Regions from separate parts of the Homo sapiens genome. Here region 1 is linked to region 2. A link is a loop called in an ENCODE intact Hi-C map of the cell type or tissue named here. Cell type or tissue: Caco-2. All regions are shown on one strand. Each heading gives the region's core, and the rest is flanking DNA. Links, peaks and the distances in the headings are about the cores only.

The links. A loop is a pair of places that touch in the nucleus more often than their neighbours do. Peaks named below come from ENCODE experiments on the same cell type or tissue, not always from the same donor. Only the 100,000 strongest peaks of a DNase experiment are listed, where the experiment ranks them.
Region 1: it touches region 2 in a loop (19-fold over the local background); 23 of 110 quality-filtered maps call a loop at or near these places.

The regions. Positions count from the first base shown.
Region 1 is chr3:141,642,008-141,647,387 of GRCh38, reverse strand. No RefSeq gene overlaps it. Among named protein-coding and RNA genes, the nearest start is that of RNF7, 94 kb to the left of the region's middle. In Caco-2, for the core only: a CTCF peak has its summit at 2,386 (motif pointing right); DNase peaks (open chromatin) are centred at 427 and 2,317.
Region 2 is chr3:141,457,312-141,462,691 of GRCh38, reverse strand. No RefSeq gene overlaps it. Among named protein-coding and RNA genes, the nearest start is that of RASA2, 27 kb to the left of the region's middle. In Caco-2, for the core only: a CTCF peak has its summit at 2,389 (motif pointing left); a DNase peak (open chromatin) is centred at 2,371.

The DNA.
Region 1 (5,380 bases), core at 267-5,266, 180 kb before region 2:
GAGGTAGATATGTTCGCTATCAAAGTACACCTTGAAACAGAACCTCTCAAATGCTGTCTTTGACTGACATGGGTCCTCAGCGCAGCCATATGTAAAAGACAGCGCCGTTCAGTGCCAAGCTCCTGTGTTCTGTGTAGAATGGCCAACACAAATTGTTTTTCGTGGTCAACTTTTATGAAAAACTCTCATGGAGGGGAGTTAGATTCATATGAGAAATTCACCCAGAATCAAATATAAAAATAAGTTATATAGTCCAATTTAGAGCAAAAAATAGAGGTTGTAGAATTGGATATGATAATGTGCAAGTTACTTCCTGTTTATTCTTGGCTTCATTCCTGCCCTGGTACACTCTGAACTACTGGGGTTGAGAGGTTGCAAACTACATTTCCCAGGCCCCTTTGCCAACTGGATATCCGTGGGCTCCTCCAATCAAAGGACAGGCAGGAGACCAGAGGGTAGGGAGAAGGGAGGAGAGTCTTACACTGGCCTTCATTCCCTGGCAGTTGTTGGCAGGTCCTCGCAGTTGCTGTTGAGGCAGCAGAAGTAGGGTCATTCCGAGGCCCTAGAAGCCCAGATAGAAGCAGAACATTTTCAGTGGTTTTATCTCTTCATCTCTTTGATGGATTTAGAACTAATTGCAATGGTGGCTCCAAAATTGTGGCAGCAGATGTAGGGTCTCAGAGCCCCACTCAGGGTGATATTAGCAGCTTCTGGTCTTTGGTTATCACTGTTTCTTTTTTTGTTTTGTTTTGTTTCTCCAGCATTCTTTCTTCAACCTTTTGCTCTTCTAGCCCTTCTAACAATTTTGTTGAAAATTCCCCAAATTAGGCCAGGCGCGATGGCTCACGCCTGTAATCCCAGTACTTTGGGAAGCAGAGGCGGGTGGATCACCTGAGGTCAGGAGTTCAAGACCAGCCTGGCCAACATGGTGAAACCCCATCTCTATTAAAAATGCAAAAATTAGCCAGGCATGATGGCACATGCCTGTAGTCCCAGCTACTTGGGAGGCTGAGGCAGGAGAATCACTTGAACCCAGGAGGTGGAGGTTGCACTGAGCTGAGATTGAGCCACTGCATTCCAGGCTGGGTGACAGAGGAAGACTCTATCTCAAAAAAAAAAAAAAAAAAAAAAAAAGAAAAGAAATTCCCAAATTAAATTTTCTCTGTTTGAAATAACTGGAGTGTTTTCTGTCTTTCTGACTGAACTCTGACTGATACAAAAGGCACAAGTGTTGCTTCTGAGTTTCAATGTAAGGAAACTTAATTCCCATATTTAATTTTGGCTCTGTTTAAAATTTGAGCAGACAGTTTACAGTAGTTAGGTCATCTTGGCCTCCTCAATTTTCCTGTTTGGGTTTTTTTTGTTTTTGTTTTTGTTTTTTTGTTTTTTTTTTTCAGACGGAGTTTTGCTTTTGTTGCCCAGGCTGGAGTGCAGAGGCATGATCTTGGCTCACTGCAAACTCTGCTTCCCGGGTTCAAGCAATTCTCCTGACTCAGCCTCTCGAGTAGCTGGGATTACAGGCACTTACCACCAAGCCCAGCTAATTTTTTGTAGTTTTAGTAGAGATAGGGTTTCACCATGTTGGCCAGGCTGGTCTCGAAATCCTGACCTCAGGTGATCTGCCCACCTCAGCTTCCCCAAGTGCTGGGATTACAGGCGTGAGCACCAAGTCCATCCTCTTTTTTGGGTTTTATCAAGAAAGATCTTGGCCGGGTGTGGTGGCTCACACCTATACTCCCAGCACTTGGGGAGGCCCAGTTGGGCATATCATTTGAGCTCAGGAGTTTCAGACCAGCCTGGGCAACATAGTGAGACCTCATCTCTACAAAAAAAATACACAAATTAGCTGGGTGTGGTGGTGCACGCCTGCAGTCGCAACTACTCGAGAGGCTGAGGCAGGAGGATGGCTTGAGCCTGGAGGGGGTCAAGGTTGCAGTGAGCTGAGATTGTGCCAGTGCACTCCAGCCTGGATAACAGAGTGAGACCTTGTCTCAAAAAAAAAAAAAAAAAAAAAAAAGGGAGAGAGAAAGAAAGATCCTCAGGGGCTAAGGAGCATCTTTAAGATCATGTCTGGGTGGAACACAGTGCAGAGGCACACAATCTGGCTGAGAAGACACAAGACTTTGGGGCCTTCCAGAGGGCCACTCCTCCCTGGGGCCGGCCCTTGTCTGTGATCCCAGGTCACCTCCTGCCGGCTCAGGCCAGCTTTACACCCTTGCCCTCACATTTCTGGCCTCACCTGGAAGAGCTCTTGATCCTTCCCATGTGAGTTCACTGTTGACCCTTACCCGTCACTGTCACTGCTTCTGGAAGCCTTATACTGACCACACCTCTTCCTGCAGTGCCTGGGCGGGCCGCCAGGAGGCTCTCTTATGCCAAGTCCAATCACACTGTGCTCCACCAACTCCAGTTGAGCAAACACTAATTTTGAAATAGCAGATTCTGCCTACCAAATTAGCAGTGATTTTTAAAGAATGATAGTCTGTAATACTCAGTGACTCAATATTGAAGAGACTGTGGTGAGAAGGTAGTCTCCTATATGCTGATGGGGGTATAAATGGAGGCTTTTCTCGAGTGAGATTTGCCTGTATAGATGAGGTCTACAAGTTCCACAGGTGGGAACCTACTCTAGGAAATAAATTAAATTTAGGTGTAAGAGCTCAAATGCTTTCAGTTGCCAGTGATAGAAAACTCAGCCAGGCGCGGTGGCTCACACTTGTAATACCAGCCCTTTGGGAAGCTGAGGCGGGCAGATCGCCTGAGGTCAGGAGTTCGAGACTAACCTGACCAGTATGATGAAACCCCGTGTCTACTAAAAATACAAAAATAGCCAGGCGTGGTGGCACGCACCTATAATCTCAGCTACTGGGGAGGCTGAGACAGAAGAATCACTTGAACCCCGGAGGCAGAGGTTGCAGTGAGCCAAGGTTGCGCCATTGCACTCCAGCCTGGGCAACAAGAGCGAAACTCTGTCAAAAAGAAACAAACAAACAAAAAAACTCAGCTAATGTGACTGCAGCATTCAGACATTTCTTGCTCATATAAGTTAGGTAGTAAGGAATCCTGGAAGTGGTTTTGTGTCCCCATGGTATAACAAAGAACCTGGGATCTTTCTTTTCCCACTCTGCCATCCAGAGTTGGGGGGACGTGTTGTCTCCCCTCATGGTAGCACTCGCGGCATCCTATTCTCATTTGACAATGGACAAATACAAAAGAAGAGAGTGGGGCAAAACAGACCTTCTCCAAAAATGCCTTTCTGAGAAGCTTGTAAACACTTCCCTTCACCTTCTGGGTGTGTATCATTAACAAAGAGGAGTGAGATCTCCATGATGGGCTCAGGCCATTCAAGGCCCAGCAGGAACATGGCTGCCTGAATACCAGTGGGGTAGCATTCCAAAGGAAGGAGGGTAAATTTCTTTTGGGTAAGCTGCCAATGGTGTCTGCCACAGGGAACCAACATTTTCATACGAAGATATTTGATATAGTGTTATTCATAAATGTAAAGAAATAGAAACTATGTGGTTAAGAAATTATGGTACATTTAAGGCTGAGGTGGCAGGATCATTTGAACCCAGGAGTTTGAGTCCAGCCTGGGCAACATGGTGAAACCCTGTCTCTAGAAAAAAAAGTAAGAAAGAAAAAAGAAATTATAGTCCATTTATTTAGATAGGGAAACTACTAAAACTAAAAGGGATAGAATCTGGCTTCCAACCAGGTTGGTCAGACTCCAAACCCACATTCTTAGTTGCTACTACCTCTTTGGATTTAACAAAATCATTAACCACCATAGAAGAAAAAGCAACAGAAAGCCTTCCAAAATGTAGATTACTTAATAAAAAGCAGTCAATGCACCACAATACCCTCATTCTCCAATAACTAGGGTAGTTGAGGGATTTCTGACATTCTTATCCCAGTTGTCACTTTTGAGAGGTTAGCAGACTCCTCTGAGATTCTTTGCCTGATTCCTGCTGAGAGACCAAAACAGCTAAAAGTTAAAGCCAGTTTAAGTTTCCATGGATTCTGACTGCTTTACTGGGTCAATTGTAATAATATTATTAAAACACCTAAACCCCTCAGCCAAACCCAGGGTATATGAAGAAGGCTTATCAAACAAAAACAATGTTTGGAGAATCTGGATAATAGTAAGATGACTTTCTAACAATAGTGGAAGATACTTTTTTAAATTAAAGGGATTTTTTTTTTTTGAGATAGAGTCTTGCGTTGTCACCCAGGCTGGAGTGCAGTGGCACAATCTCCGTTCACTGCAACCTCCACCTCCCAGGTTCAAGCAATACTCCCACCTCAGCCTCCCGAGTAGTTGGGATTACAGGTGCTCACCACCACACTCATCTAATTTTTGTATTTTTAGTTGGCCATGTTGGCCAGGCTTCTCTTGAACTCCTGACCCTCAAATGTTCTGCCCACCTTGGCCTCTCAAAGTGCTGGGATTACAGGTGTGAGCCACCGCACCAGGCCTAAAATTAAATGGATTCCGGTTGCAGGTCTTTGGCTCAGGCTGTTTTCCCTGATGTTTCTGCAGGTCAGTTACTTATGGACTGATGTTTCTGCAGGTCAATTACTTATGTGGTTGTGCAGATGGCCAACCACAGTGGCCGGTTACTTTTCTCAGGGCACCTGCCTTCTAGAAATGTATCCTCTCTCCTCTCCCTTTTCCTCTTTCTGTCAGAGAATAGCAGGGGTTGTGGAGGAAAGCTGAATTCTAAATTAGTCATTTCGATAATTAATAAGGCTAGCTAGAGGTTTGATGAGAAAAAAATTGCTGCTTTTTTTTGTAAGTGTAATGTGGTTAGATATAAAGTATCCAAAATTTAGACAGATCTCAAAATCCAAAATTTTATTTTTCCCTCAAAGCCATGCTTAAGTTTACTCAGAATAACCACAGCATTTTTCTGAGGCTCTGCAAATACCTTCTCGAGCTTCCTCTATTTGCTTGGTAAGGACGGTGTGCAATCACACATCCTGCAGACTGACTGGCTGGGTCACTCCATCACCTTGACCATAGATGACTCTGCTGATCATGGTTACATGACTGTTTCATGCCCATACCACAATCTCATTTATTTCAGAAATTCAATTTTCAGTTTATATGTGTTCATACTGGCAAAATGGCTTGAAAAACACAAAAGACCCAACCATTTTGCCTTCAGCCTAACAGCAGAAATAAAAACATGGCATGGATATATCTGTGAGAGCAAGGCATTGAAGTTCTTGCAATCCCTCACGATGCTGTCTTATGCCGGCCTCCTCTCTCTTATGCTTTGTAAATCTAGTGCTGCTGATGTCGAATGACCCAGAAAACTCCTATTCATTATTTAAGACCCAACTCAAAGTTTCCCCTCTTTCATAGGGTCTTTCTAAT
Region 2 (5,380 bases), core at 64-5,063:
GTGTGAATAAAGGCCTGAGTCTTTGTTGACACAGCTGGGCTTTGGAATTGCTTCCTTTGGGACACCTTGTTAAGGTGGTTTTTCTGTGGATTGCAGACTGAAGCTTCCTAACTGATACAGATACTTCTTCCCAGCTGACCTAACATAATCAGCCACAAAACAAAACCTTCAGCAAATAGTTGATATCAACACTCTGGTATAGTTATGGCTTCAGGCAAGATGCTGAACTCCGGAGGATTTCTGATTTCTTTTCATTGTGTCATTACACTACAGAGGAACTGGAAATTGATTTGAACAATCAGCATCAGGCTGGATGGCCAGGGAATCCCCTTTTCTGTCAAGACCACAGTCCTTTAACCTCAGAACCCGCTTCCTTTTTTGTTTAGTTCTTTTTCTCTCCCTGAAGAATTTGGAACAGAAATCCATCCATCCATCCATCCATCCATCCATCCATCCATCCATCCATCCATATCTATTAAGCCCCCTCCATGTGAGCATTTACCAGTGGGGGTGATGGGATCTCTGTGTGCACTGTGATGACTGGCATTGCTGTGGACCATGGACTGTGGGCTCTTTGGTTCACATCCTTCTCCTCCCAAAGCTAGGCTCTTTTGGAGGTAGCATCAGAGACAGTTCTGGATAACTCAGCCTAACAAAGATTTATGCAGTGCCAATTATGCCAGGGCCACTGCATTAGGTGTGGGGCAAAAGACATACTGCAATAGTGATATAGGAGCTATTGCATCAAAACATGCAGAATGAATTTTGCTGGCTTAGAAGAAAGTTTCTAAGAGGAGACTTAAGAAATGCTGTCTCAGTAACATTCACTTGACAAATGAGGACACAGATCCATAGAGCCTGTCACTCGTTTTACATATGTTAAAATTCATTAAGCTGCATGCAAGATTTGCATGCTGTACTGTGGGCATGTCTCACTTTAACAATAAAACCCAAAAAGTAGCAAAAGAAAAAAATGTCCTAAATATCTTTTACCATCACTAAAAGGAAGAAAGGCACTTCTTTGAATAAAGGGAATATTTGTAATATTTTACACATTTTAAATTCACAACAGTGGGAATGGTCCAATTAATTTCTATTTATCATTCCTCTTCTGCTAGAATCTCTTCATTTCCAATAAGATGCTTTTAAGTATGTGTCGTTTTTTGCAGACAACATGTAATAGGACAGTTATTATCTCTGTGTTAATCTTAGATTTCAGATTTGTGCCTTGCGATTGCTAGGTCCCACTCTGGGTCAGGAATGGTCACAAAGATTCAGAATGGCCTAGATGTTTGCACGGGAACAAGCATATCACACATCCATTGCCCAAAGGCTGTAAGGTTCAATGACCTGGCTGCTCAATTACCTGGTGCTTGGGTGGGGGACAGGCCATACATCCTAATGGCTCCTGTAGTTGTTATTTTCACCTGGCCTCTTGGCCCTGGCCAGTATGTGAAGTAGATGCCATCATGTGGCAATTCAATGGTCTGTAGGTGCCCAACTGCTTCCTGCCACATTTTACAGTTTCTTCCCCTTCACCTTTAATTGGTGGATGAGCCCTGGTGACATGTCTTTGCTCTGATGGTGGCCATTTGAGAGGGCTGGCAAGTCAGTCCATTATACATAGGTACTGTCTGTGGCTAGCTGTTGGCCCACAGGTAGCTCATAGATGCCTCTTGTTTTTGGGAGCTTGAAAGGTGGATATCATGGGAGTAGAGAGTAGAATGATGATTACCAGCAGCTGGGAAGCAGGGGTGATCAGAGAGGTTGAATAATGGGTACAAAGATACAGTTAGAAGGAGTAAGTTCTAGTGTTCAATAGCACAGTAGGGTGACTATCGTTAACAATAATTCATTGTATATTTTAAAATAGCTAGAAGATTTGAAATGTTCCCAACATCAAGAAATGATAAATGTTTGAGGTTCCATATCATGGTATCATTTCCTCCTCTACGAGGATCTATGTATGTTACCTCAGGCCACGTTGTGTGTGTGGGGTGTGTGTATGTGCATGTGTATGCACACGGGCTTGTGTCCTGGGGTGGGAGTCTCCTCTCAGTCATCCAGGCAAGAAGCAGGTGGATTAAGTTTATGATTGGGCTAAACACGGAAAAATACAATCCAAGGTGAAAGCAGAACCCGCTGTTCTCTGTGTGTCTTATTCTGAGTATTAATGTTAAACACCCTTAGGTTTGGGATATCAAAGCCTACTACTGAGAAAAAAAAAACTGCTGATGGCCCACGCACACTTGGTTAGTGCAACACTGCCATTTATCTCCTTCAATGAGCTAAGCAGCCATCAGGTTAAGAAGAGGGCAGGGGAGAGGCGGGCACAGCCTTATTGGGATGATGCTGTCCCGCTGCTGACTCCCAGCTGGTACGGCAGTGACCTCTGCTGGCAGGATTTTCCTCTCCAGTGTGCACAGAGAGTAGGAGTTCCCTCGGAGTCTGTGTGGTTCAGTAGTGTTCTTCAGAGAGATGCCCCAAGACTGATGCTCACGGAGAGGGCCGACTGGGCTTTCCTGCTAAAACTGTCACTAAAGGCTGGGGTTACACAGTCAGGAGTTGAGACAGATTCTTACCCTTGCTTCAGTGAACTTTCTCTCAAACACATATGGCTTCTTTACGTTACTCATTTTCAGATCTAAACATATTTCTTTAAAAATATGTTCTCAAAAAGAACAAAACAAGGGTTGCTGGGCGCAGTGGCTCACACCTGTAATCCTAACACTTTAGGAGGCCAAGGCAGGTGGACTGCTTGAGCCCAGGAGTTCAAGACCAGCCTGGGTAACATGGTGAGACACCATCTCTACAAAACATTAAAAAAATTAGCTGGGTTTGGTGGCACGCACCTGTAATCGCACCTACTCAGGAGGCTGGGGTGGGAGGATAGCTTGAGCCTGGGCGTTCAAGGCTGCAGTGAGCTGAGATCGCGCCACTGCACTCCAGCCTGGGCGACAGAGTAAGACCTTGTCTGAAAACAAAAACAACAACAAGTGTCACCCAAACAAATCCATGACATTTCTTGAGAATAACATATTTACAATCTGACAAGGTGATGTGAAAACACTCTCAAAACTTTTGTGTGTGTGTAGAGGACAGGAGCTGAAGCATCCTTTACAAATACATGAATCCTACTCCTCAATTCAGCACACCACATCTTACCCACAAATAAGTGTGAAATGCTGTTGTTGGACAAGGCCTTGGCAGAACTTTTTCTTACCTATCCTGACATATCTATAATGGAATACTCCAGGCTAGAAAGCTAGACAGCCAAGTTGAAGCCATCGTGATGGCTTTGAGGGTCCCTCATGCAGAGTTACTGACTAAGCAGCCCTTGTCCACAAAGCTCTCGTCCCCGTGGAACCACGTGGTGGCACTTGATGGCCATTCCCAGCCCACCCAACCTTCTCTGATCACCGTGTTTGTCCTTGGGGTGGGGCCCCTGCAGCTATCTTCTACTATAGGGCTCTGTCCCTTTCACCAGAGCTCATCAGATCATGGGAGAACCAGTCTCTTTAGTGGGGGTGGGGAAGGAGGGCCGTGGATTCCTTTGCCTGTGAGGTCCTATAGGGCTGGCTAGTATCTTCCATCCACAGGCAGGGAGAGGCAGAGAAGGCTGATGATTAGCACAGACAGAAATGAAGAAAGGTGACACGGGGGACACAGAGATGACAAGAGGTGGAGAGAGGGAAGTTTTCTGCTTCCTGTTTCCAGCTTTTCCCTGTCCTCCCTTAGTTTCTTTTTTCCTTCCAACATCACATTTTGCTTAAGCAACTAAAGATCCCTAAGACACGAACTTCTGTTTAGTTTGCATTTAATACACAGCAGAAGAATTCCAAAAAGTTTTACTTGAGAGCTCAGAATTGGAATTACCTTCATTCCAACTACCAAGAACCCTCAGAATATTGTATGGCCTCTGTTCATCATATTTTCTGGTTAAATAAGAGTTAAGCAGAAAACTTTTTTTCTCTTTGTTTATATCTGTATTATAAAAATATGTCTAAAATGTAAACACAAAAGCAAAAGATTAGAAACAAATGCTAGCCAATTATTAGACAATGGGTTAAACATTCATACAATGTCCCATGATTTGAGGGAGCCTAAACAAATTCATACAATGGAATACTATGCAGTCACTAAAAGAATAAAAGAGATCCATATGTCCCAGCATAGAAAGTTTTCCATTATCTATTGTTAAACAAATGAAATAAGGTAGTGAGTGGCATGTGTAGTGTGCTCTCATTTATATACAACAAGAAAAAGAAAGGAAAAAATTTGTAAGTTTAAATGCACACACACATATATATATTATATATATATAAAATATATATATGCTTAGATATGCATGGGATATCTATGGAAGGACACCCAAGATCTGGTAACAGTGTATACTTTTAGGGAGAAACCTGGGGGCAGAGAGGGAGGGAGACCATTTTTCTCTGTGTACCCTTTTGCAGTATTTGAAAATTATTTTTTCTGTGTACATGTATTAGCTTTTAAAATACATACATAATACACAAGTACACAAAAATGTATTATCTCTCTTTATACTACAATTACAGAGTAGTCATTTCTCTTAATCATACGAGTTCCTGGAACTTGAGGTAGGCAGATCTTCATACATGTCCACACTGGTTGGGTCACCTATTCTAACATGTTTGCTTTCATGCATAAAAACCATTGAGTGGCCAGGTAAAAGCAGGAAGAAGTGAAGGCTGGTGTTCCTGGAACCACACAAAGTGAGGGCAGAAGGGAAATGTGGAGAGTGTAGTCTGAGCACCAGTAAGTTGATATCTGAGGTTGAGGAACTGCCAGTCAGTAAACTGGGGCTGTCATTCCTGTGTGGATTGTCATCACTCAGAGCAGCAGAGTCCTTGGACTTGGGCCTTCACTTGCTGCATTGATTAAATGGTGAAAACAAGACCTTCTTTCCAGGTTCTTCTGAATAAAGATGAAAGTATGTGCCTGGCTCAGTTAGTCTTAGCTCGATGCAGAGTGTTTTGTGGTCATTTTGATAAATTTTTCTTTAATGTGTCCTGAAAGGAGGTGCGTACCCTATATTAGTAGAGATTCTGAGTGTCAACTCTGATGTTAGATGTCCTGGATGTGGATTCAGACTCTGCTCTTGAGAGGTTATCATTAGAAATATCTCTGCTCCCTTTGAAGACTTTTTATTTTTTTTTTTGAAGAGTGTGTTTTCACTTGTTTTGGAGAACTTGATTTCACTCAGCATGGATATCTTTGTCTATCAACTGGGGAGAACCAGTCTGAGACTGAAGCTAATGCAGAGGAAAGTAAGAGAGAAAAGGGACAGAGAGTGAGGGGTTGAGAGAGATATCATTTTGCTAGAGCCCTTGAATTCAGTTTTGCTTAAAGC